3 separate regions of the Homo sapiens genome follow, and all the other regions are linked to region 3. Evidence: chromatin contacts called from ENCODE Hi-C or POLR2A ChIA-PET data. All regions are on one chromosome and are shown on one strand. The core of a region is the stretch at or near the end of the contact, and the rest is flanking DNA. Distances in the headings are between cores, read along the strand shown.

Evidence for each region. Hi-C counts contacts between places; a loop is a spot of excess contacts on that map. ChIA-PET counts read pairs that join two places held with the same protein, here RNA polymerase II (POLR2A). Pooled maps may share reads with other maps.
Region 1: a loop to region 3 is called in a map of PC-9, with 4 times the contacts of the local background. The contact joins the promoter of TMEM40 here to the enhancer-like site in region 3. A Hi-C loop is called at or near these places in 1 of 168 maps with a recorded cell type or tissue (PC-9), 2 of 37 single-sample maps with no recorded cell type and 3 of 50 pooled maps.
Region 2: a pooled map shows a loop between it and region 3 (9-fold over the local background). The contact joins two enhancer-like sites. A Hi-C loop is called at or near these places in 9 of 50 pooled maps. POLR2A ChIA-PET finds 5 or more read pairs at or near these places in 2 of 52 experiments (AG04450 and activated CD4-positive, alpha-beta T cell).

What each region holds. Positions count from the first base shown.
Region 1 is chr3:12,757,846-12,760,545 of GRCh38, reverse strand. TMEM40 (transmembrane protein 40) reads left to right here and starts at 1,287. Exons shown (of 12, transcript NM_018306.4): 1 at 1,287-1,355. RefSeq lists a silencer at 585-674 and enhancers at 699-1,284, 2,240-2,419.
Region 2 is chr3:11,623,454-11,626,153 of GRCh38, reverse strand. The region is part of intron 1 of VGLL4 (vestigial like family member 4); the gene reads left to right. Among named protein-coding and RNA genes, the nearest start is that of VGLL4, 19 kb to the left of the region's middle. RefSeq lists an enhancer at 1,649-1,698. Within about 2 kb of position 1,258, at least 4 of the 41 ENCODE cell types and tissues checked have a DNase peak (open chromatin) inside an H3K27ac peak, as active enhancers do.
Region 3 is chr3:12,192,286-12,194,985 of GRCh38, reverse strand. No RefSeq gene overlaps it. Among named protein-coding and RNA genes, the nearest start is that of TIMP4, 35 kb to the right of the region's middle. RefSeq lists an enhancer at 96-145. Within about 2 kb of position 1,390, at least 13 of the 41 ENCODE cell types and tissues checked have a DNase peak (open chromatin) inside an H3K27ac peak, as active enhancers do; they include PC-9, where a contact is called at or near this core.

The DNA of each region.
Region 1 (2,700 bases), core at 38-2,537, 570 kb before region 3:
GAGCTGAAGTGAGCGGGGGGCCAGGTGGCTTTCTAGGGGGAGAGCACTCCAGGCAGAGGGAACAGCCAGGGCAAAGGCCCTGAGGAGGGAGCCCACCCAGGGGAACTGGAACATGTTCCAGTGTTACTGGAGCAGAGTGAGGGAGGAAGTCATGGGAACCAAGGTCAGAGAGGGCCAGAGGTGTGGGGAAGATCTCGCAGGGGCTTGTAAGACCTTGGGTTTTACCCTGAGTGCAGTGGGAGTGTGGCAGCTGCTGAGCGGGGAGGGACATGAGCTGCTTTGGGTTTGAACAGGACCCCCTGGCTGCCTGGCTGATGAGAATAGCCAGGGGCGAGGCGGGGAGCAGGGAGCCCAGTGTTGACACTGGCTGGATCAAGGTGACAGTTGAGGAGTGGAGAGAAGGGGCTGAATTCAGGCTATACTGAAGGCAGGACCAACAGGATTTTCCAGATGGGTCAGATACAGAGTGTGAGAAAGCAAAGTGTCAAGATCTGGGGGCTGAGCTTAGGGTATGGAAGACCCCTCTTCAGGAAGTCCTCCTGGGGAGCCCACAGCTCCTGGGCCTTGCCTGTTTCCCTCCAAGGCTGGGGGCTCCCGTGGTAGGACTTGTTTCCTGTCCTGCTGCCACAGTGCTGGATAAGTGAGAGGTGAGAGGTGGAGGCAAGCTGAGCTGGGGCCCTGCCCTCGGCTGTGTGAGGTCTGACACTGCTCCTCTCACCTCTCTAGGGACCTGTGTTTTCCCACTTGCACAAGGCGAGTGGGTGCTCTCCAAAAGTACTTCTAGCTGTAACCCAGTTTCCTCCCTAGGAGTGGGCACTGCCAGTCTCCTGAGCCCCCAGGCCCTCTCTCCTGCTCCCTGCCCAACCTCAGCCTCCTGGGAGCATTGGAATATCTTCCTTCCCCTCTGGGACGCGCAGGGCAGGTTGGGACACGTGGCTGGGGCCTGAGTCAGCCTCACCAATGTGGGTGGAGGGGGTACCTGGGACACGTCCCCTCCTTCCTTCCCAGAGCTTGGTACAGCCAAGGGTGGCACAGCTGCCCCCATTTCACTGTCTCCTGGAGTCTGAAGGCATGGCTGTGGCCCTGAGGCAGGACCAGGCATGTAGCTGCCCCACCTGCCCCTCCGCAGTGTTGTAGGGAAGAGTCAAGTCAGACAGGAAGGCCTGGGGCTGATAGCACCAGCAGGAAGGAATGCCATCCCAGTGAGCGAGTGGGGCCCAGGGACAACGTCACGGTAGTCCCGCCCTCCTTGCTGTCACAGGTGCAGCCTGTCCTCTCCTTCCCCTGACCAGCCCAGCATCCACATAGTCTACACAGAGCTCCCCTTGCTGCCCAGACAAGCTGAAGGACCACAGGTAATGGGACATGGGGCTGGGTGAGCAGTGGGGTGGAGTGTCAGCTTTTAAGGAAATCGGGAGAAAGAGTGTCCTCAATAGGCTTGATATTGTGTGGTTCCTTGGTGGACCTGGGTTTGAGTCCCAGCTCTGCATCTTCCTAGCTGTGTGAGAACCTGTCTCTACTTCAGGGGAGGATGACAAATATTCACCTTCCTGGGTTGTGTTGAGGTTTCCACCCGCCTATACTTGGCCATGGTAGGTGACCAGCTCCCAATTCTGTCACCAACTTGCTGCAAGACTTTCAGAAAAACCCTTGACCTTTCTGAGCCTCAGTTTCCCTACTTGTAAAATGAAGGGTCCAGCTAGATCTCTGAAGGCACCTCACACCCTCACTGTTATGGAACCTAACAGCTTAGGAGGGGAGGGGTGTTCCCGCAAATGTCTCAGCCTCTGCACCACCATCAGTGACTACAGGCAGCTGCCCCTCTCTCTGCCCTTCCTGGAGGAAGCCACCCTGGGCTGCCAGCCAGGTTTGGGAGACTTGGAAGGAAGAAGTCAGCCGTCCTCTGCCTCCAGCTCAAAGGCACCCCCGGGGAGGATATGCCAGAGAGCTGGGCCATGGGGAGGGGGCCCTGCTGCCTGTTGGGGGCTCAGGCACAGGTGGTGTGGCCCAAGGGGAGGGGGGCTTGGCAGACCTCTCAGAGCTCCCCCCACCCACCCCCGTAGGCTGTCATCCTTGTCCTAGAGCCACCTCTGCTCAGAGCACCCTGGCTTTTAGGCCTCAAGCCAACCTAGTTTCCTTTTAAGGGGAATGAGAATGATTATGGTCTTGTGCTTATTATTTTCTTCTGTTTTGTTAAGAAACTGCCCAGAAGAGTTCAGAGCCCTAACTAAGGAGTCAGGAGTGTGTGTTAGTGGGAGTGGTGGGGAGTGAACTCAAGCTAGTGTAGCCCTAAAGCACCAGGTTACTTTTGCTGGGAAATCCTCCTTGTGAAAAGGATCAGAGAGAGAGAGATCTCAAGTGCTGGCTGCACGTCAGGGACCATGCTGGGCCTGCCCTGCTCCCTGCCTTATTTCACTTTCACAACAATCCTGTGGGTGGAGTCTTTCCTTTTTCTTTCTTTCTTTTTTTTTTTTTTAAATAACAGATTTACTGAGATGTAATTCACTACTATAAAATTCACCCTTTAAAAGTGTATAATTCAGGGCCAGGCGCCATGGCTCACCTATGTAATCCCATTACTTTGGGAGGCTGAGGCGGGTGGATCACTTTGAGGTCAGGAGTTCGAGACCAGCCTGGCCAACATGGTAAAACCCCGTCTCTACTAAAAATACAAAAATTAGCCAGGCATGGTGATGCGCA
Region 2 (2,700 bases), core at 9-2,508, 570 kb after region 3:
GCCACCATATTTACTCTCTCCAGTGCTGGCTCTCTTTCTGCTATAGCTTTTAAAAGATGATAGTTTCTTTAAGTTAAGATTTTTAACAGCTTTGCTGAGATATAATTCGTACACCATGCCATTCATTCGTTTAAATTATACAATTTAATGGTATTTAATATATTCACAGAGTTGTACAGTTATCACTGGGATCAAAGTTTAGAACATTTTCATCACTCCCGGAAGAAACCTTGACCCGTTTCACTCTCCATTCCCCCGTCCTGCTGGTCCCTGGCAGCCACAGATCTACTTTCTGTCTATATAGATCTGCTTATTCTGGGCATTTCATATAAATGGAATAATACAATATTTGGTCTTTTGTTACTTCATTCCTTTTTATTGCTGAGTAGTAGTTCCTTGTATGGCTGTACCACATTTTATTTACAAAAAAAAAAAATGTTTTTAAAGAAGCAATACTAGCTCCTGGATAAAGGTTGGGTTGAGCAGTTACACAGACTACAATGCTGCCTTCACTAATCTTTAGCTGTGAAAAAGGAAGAGAAAAACATGCCATTTTGTTTGCTGATTTGCACTTGAACCCCAGCAAAATGTCATGGTCCTAACCCTCTGGTGTAACCTGTCTGGAGCAATAGCATGGTTTATTTTTAGAATCTGAGTGACATTTTCTGTTTGGTAATCTGTCTAATTTCAGATGGAGCTATAGATATGGATATAGATAAAATTTGGCATTTTCAAACTTGTACTTTCAAAGACCTTAGAACCAAATGTCATTCAGCTGAAACCATAATGTATTATAAACTACGTCTTCTAGAGTTTTGTTGTCATAGAGGCAAATGAGATGCCAAATGCTAGCAATCCTATTTAGGAGGCCTACTATTAGGATTTAAAAGAAGTGGACTGCCAGAGATGAATTATGTGACACAGATGCTAACATCTAGTTATTATGAGTGATCCATTCTGTCATGAGGTAGCACTTGAAAAACAACCTGGGACAAAAGAACAGGCCTCTGGCACTACTGAATTTTTGGAGAGAGAAACCTTTAGAAGTTAGCATGTGGTTCTTTCTGGACATGTTCATTGCCTTAGTTCTTCTTTTGCAAATATTTTGTAAATATTCATGAAGTGAAATGAGATGTTTGAGAAGGCAGATCTGCAGATCCCCTAAAGAGCATTGTCAGTTATGCTGGGCTGTTCCTACCCTATCCCTCTGTTTACCTGCGGCGGCCTCTCAGAGCGTGATCGTGGTGGCTTTGTGGTGGTTTTAAATGTAATCGTGAGAAGCTAGCTGAGAGAATGCTAGCAGTGTTCCTTCGGATCAAGTTGAGACTAGCTGGTACAGTTAAGCCTAAGTTTCTTTTTGTTTCTTTCCTTGCCCCTCTCATTTTTCTAGACTTTGAGAAATTTACAGTTTGGTAGTTAAGGACTATGTTTGCAAGCCTAATTCAAAGCTTTTGGGGAATGAGTTGTTTTGTTGTGCAAAAGACAAATAGGAAGTATATGACTGTATGCCTTATAGGAATAGAAGGCAGCAGATAGTATAGCTATTTTCCATATGGGGAAACTGAGGCATGGGAGGGTTACTTAATGAAGTCCCTGATCTCTCAAGAGGCAAACATTAAAAAAAAAATTAGAGAAAGACGTCATTATTTGAAAATAGAGGTGAGCCCTCCTAAAGCTGGTCTTGAGCTGTTTCACGTGTTAGTGCTGGCAGGAGGTAACCAGGACGGCCTAAATCTTGCTTTCTGAAACTCGTTCATCAGGCATTTCCTGAGTGGATGTGAGTACTGAGATACATCATCAGTTCTCCCATGTGCCACGTCACTGCTGACACGTCCTTAGAAATGTCTGATGTGGTGTTGGCTGATCTTGGTATTGATCAGTTGTGAAAGTGGAAGAGGCATGAGAAGAGACACCTCTTGGGGCACGCTAAAATGACATATCGTGGGGGTCCCTGGACAACTTTTTATTAGGACTGGAGCCAGACCTAGGAATATGTGTTTTAAATAAGTCTTTTAGGTGATTCTGACGTAGGTCATCCAGGAACTCACTTTGGAAAGCATTGTACTAGACATGAAATAGGAGTGGCTGGATGAAAAACAATAAGGAAAATTTGCCCCGGTGCTGTGGCTCATGCCTGTAATCCCAGCACTTTGGGAGACAGAGGTGGGAGGATCACTTGAGCCCAGGAGTTCGAGACCAGCCTGGGCAACATGGTAAAACCCCATCTCTACAAAAAATACAAAAAATTAACCAAGCGTGGTGGAGGGCACTTGTAGTCCCAGCTGCTCGGGAGGTTGAGGTGGGAGGATCACTTGAGCCTGGGAGGTTGAGGCTGCAATGAATTATGATGGCACCACTGCACTCCAACCTAGGTGACAGAGATCCTGACTCAAAAAAAAAAAAAGAAAATTTTCACAGATTGGTGAAATTAAACTGAGAACCACTTTTGCTTTACATATGAGCTCAGCAGAGCCTTTAAATCACGATCAGGTTTAATTTACTATCTAATTTTCAGAAATACATTTGTCACCTGCAGACAGTTAGACCTAGACAGTTGTAGAAATTTTCAGCATTCCCAACTTACAGAAAACCCTGACAGAAAGAATACACAGCTGACCCTTGAACAATACCATCTGAACTTCGAGGGTCCACTTCGACTCAGGATTTTTTTTCAACCAATTGCAGACAGAAAATATTGCA
Region 3 (2,700 bases), core at 141-2,640:
TCAGGAAAGGCAATGTTCCCAGTGGCCCACCAGACACTTAGTGTTGAGACTCATTTGCTTCTATTACTAACTCCCTTTGTAACCTTGGCAAACTCCTTAAGTTGCCTGGGCCTTGATGCAACTAGATGCAACTTCCAGCTGTAAAACTCAGTGACTGAATTCTGTGCACCCAGCCCAGTCCCGGCAGGTGGCGTGCCTCCTGTCCTGTGGGCTGTGCACAGCTCACCTCCAGGGTGCGGTCTTCTCTGAGCTCCTGAGCTAGAAGCTTGCCCCACTGCAACAGCATATGCTGCTTGTGGTCCATTTTACACTTGCCTGGCTCATCTTATTCATTCTCCTTTCATATCTTACCTGAACTCATCTGCATTCCTCATATATTTTATTTAACTCCTACACAGTATTCCAATTTATGAATAAACCATATATTTTAATTCCCCACGAGAGGTGGTTATTTCCAGTCTTTGCACAAAGAGTGCTGTGACCAATATTCTTTTACTTGGTTTCTTATGTACATGTGCAAGAGATTCTCTAGAGTAAATGTTCAGAAATGGAATTGCTGAGTCATAGGGTTTACGCATGATTGCCAAATTGTTCCCTGAAATGGCAGTACCAACATGCACCCCCATTAGCAACGTGTAAGACTTCCTTCTGCTTCTCATATCCTCACCAATACCTATCAAGCTTATTTTTTTTTTCCAAACTAACATTTTGACTGCATTTGACTTAATGCATTACATTTTCTTCTTTATATTTACACATCTTCCCTACTGGGCTATAAACTTTGTAAGGGCCGAATCCTTGCTTAATTCATTTTTATATTCCTCTCATAAAATTTATGGCGCTAAATAAAATAAGGGGTTGTGAACAAATCAATAAAATACAGAATTAATTTATCTTGACCCAAGATGATGATGAGTTCCATGTGGGCAGGGATGAGGCTTTCTACCTTTACTAATCTGGGGTGAAGACATAGGTAGGGAATCCCCATAAACTGCAGAGGTGGTTGCACAGTGGTCAAAGCTGGCCTACAGACAAGGCTTCAAGATCTGTAGAAGACTGCAACCAATCTTTCAGAGATCTTAGCTGTAGATAATTTTTATCACAGTATTCACTGAATATTTATTGATGGTTGTTGAATAGCCAACTTCCCAGTCTCTGGGGCTGTCTTTTTTAAGTAGCAAGAAGGCTGTTTCTGAATGGAACTTCCCCACCCCCAGCCCCACCCCATTACTAAGGGCTGGAGAGAATCCATATGTCCTTCAGACCAGGGTGCTGCCTGACCTATGGTAAATGCCTCTCCTTTTTGTCACTGCAGCATTTCCAGGCTGACTCATTTTCTAAATAAGCCACTTGTGGTTTTTGGTCTGACATCACATGTGGAAGAATGAGTAATTTTTTAAGAACCAGAATTATATTCTATCAGAATAAGAAACATTGTGTATGTTACTCATGGTTTTAGGACAAGGGGTCAACACTGGTCACAGATGTCCTAACTTTCTCCCAGTCCTTCTTTCCCTGGGGTCAGGGGATGGAGAGAGAATGTAAAGAGGTGGATATGCTGTAAATTTTTGTGTGCACCTCTTATCACACTGTGTAAAATTTAATACAATTGTCTTGTTGACTTTGCTAGATTAAATAAAAGTAATATGGCAAAGTAGCTCAGGCCATGAGTTCTGCTGCTGCACTGCTTAGGTTGGTTCAAATCCCAGCTCTGCCACTTGCCCAGCTGAGTGACCCTGAGTGAGTTATTGACCTTGATGTGCCTCCATTTCTCATTTATAAAATAATAACAGCACCTACCATATAGGCTTATTATAAGGAACACATAAGTTGATGAGCATTAAGTATTTAGAATAGTGCCTGACTATGGAAGTGTCAGCAAATATTCCTATGAATCCATCACAATGTTTATGTTTATCGTAAGTGCTCAATAAATGTTTTGACTAAATGAATGACTTCTCTTAAAACATATTTGGAATCGGGGATAGAAGCAATGGCTAGTGGCAGACTCTTGGTTTGTGAAGGGGGTCAGAGTATGCTACCTCAAAATATGCCACTTTGGCATATTGTTTATGTTGAGCTGAAGGCAACAGAACAACAACAGATGCAGGAAAGGTTTTCCGACTTCCCCCTTCCTGTCTGAAGCAGGACTAAAACTTCTTGTGGGAAGGGTGCCTCTCCCCCAGAAGGAAGAAGGGAACAAACATTCTTATCACCAGAGACAGGGAGTTGACACTGAGATGAATCTCCACAGACAAAACCTTACTAAAACTTGTAACCCTTCTCTCCCATTAGTTTCTCCCATATATTTCCTACTTTCCCACAATTTACTGGCTGACTAGCCCAGACGCCTTTGTTTTGTCATATCGTCACAATTTATCATTCTTTGTTTAAAATGGTATACAAGTTTTGGGCTTAACAGCTTGGGTCTTCATTTTCCTTATGAAGATTCCCACGTACGCATAAAAATATTAAATAAAATGTGTATACGTTTGTCCTGTTCATCTGTCTTATGTATGCTTAATTTTCAGGCCCAGCCACAGAACGTTAAGAGGACATCTGCCTCCCCTACAGCTGGAAACAGAAGGAACTCTAAAGGTCAATTGCCTTGCGCCCAGGTACCCCACGCATTGGTTTGGTTGGTTTGTTCCTTAGTTATGTGTGTTGTGGGAGGAGGGCTCTCACCCCCCAGGGGTCACT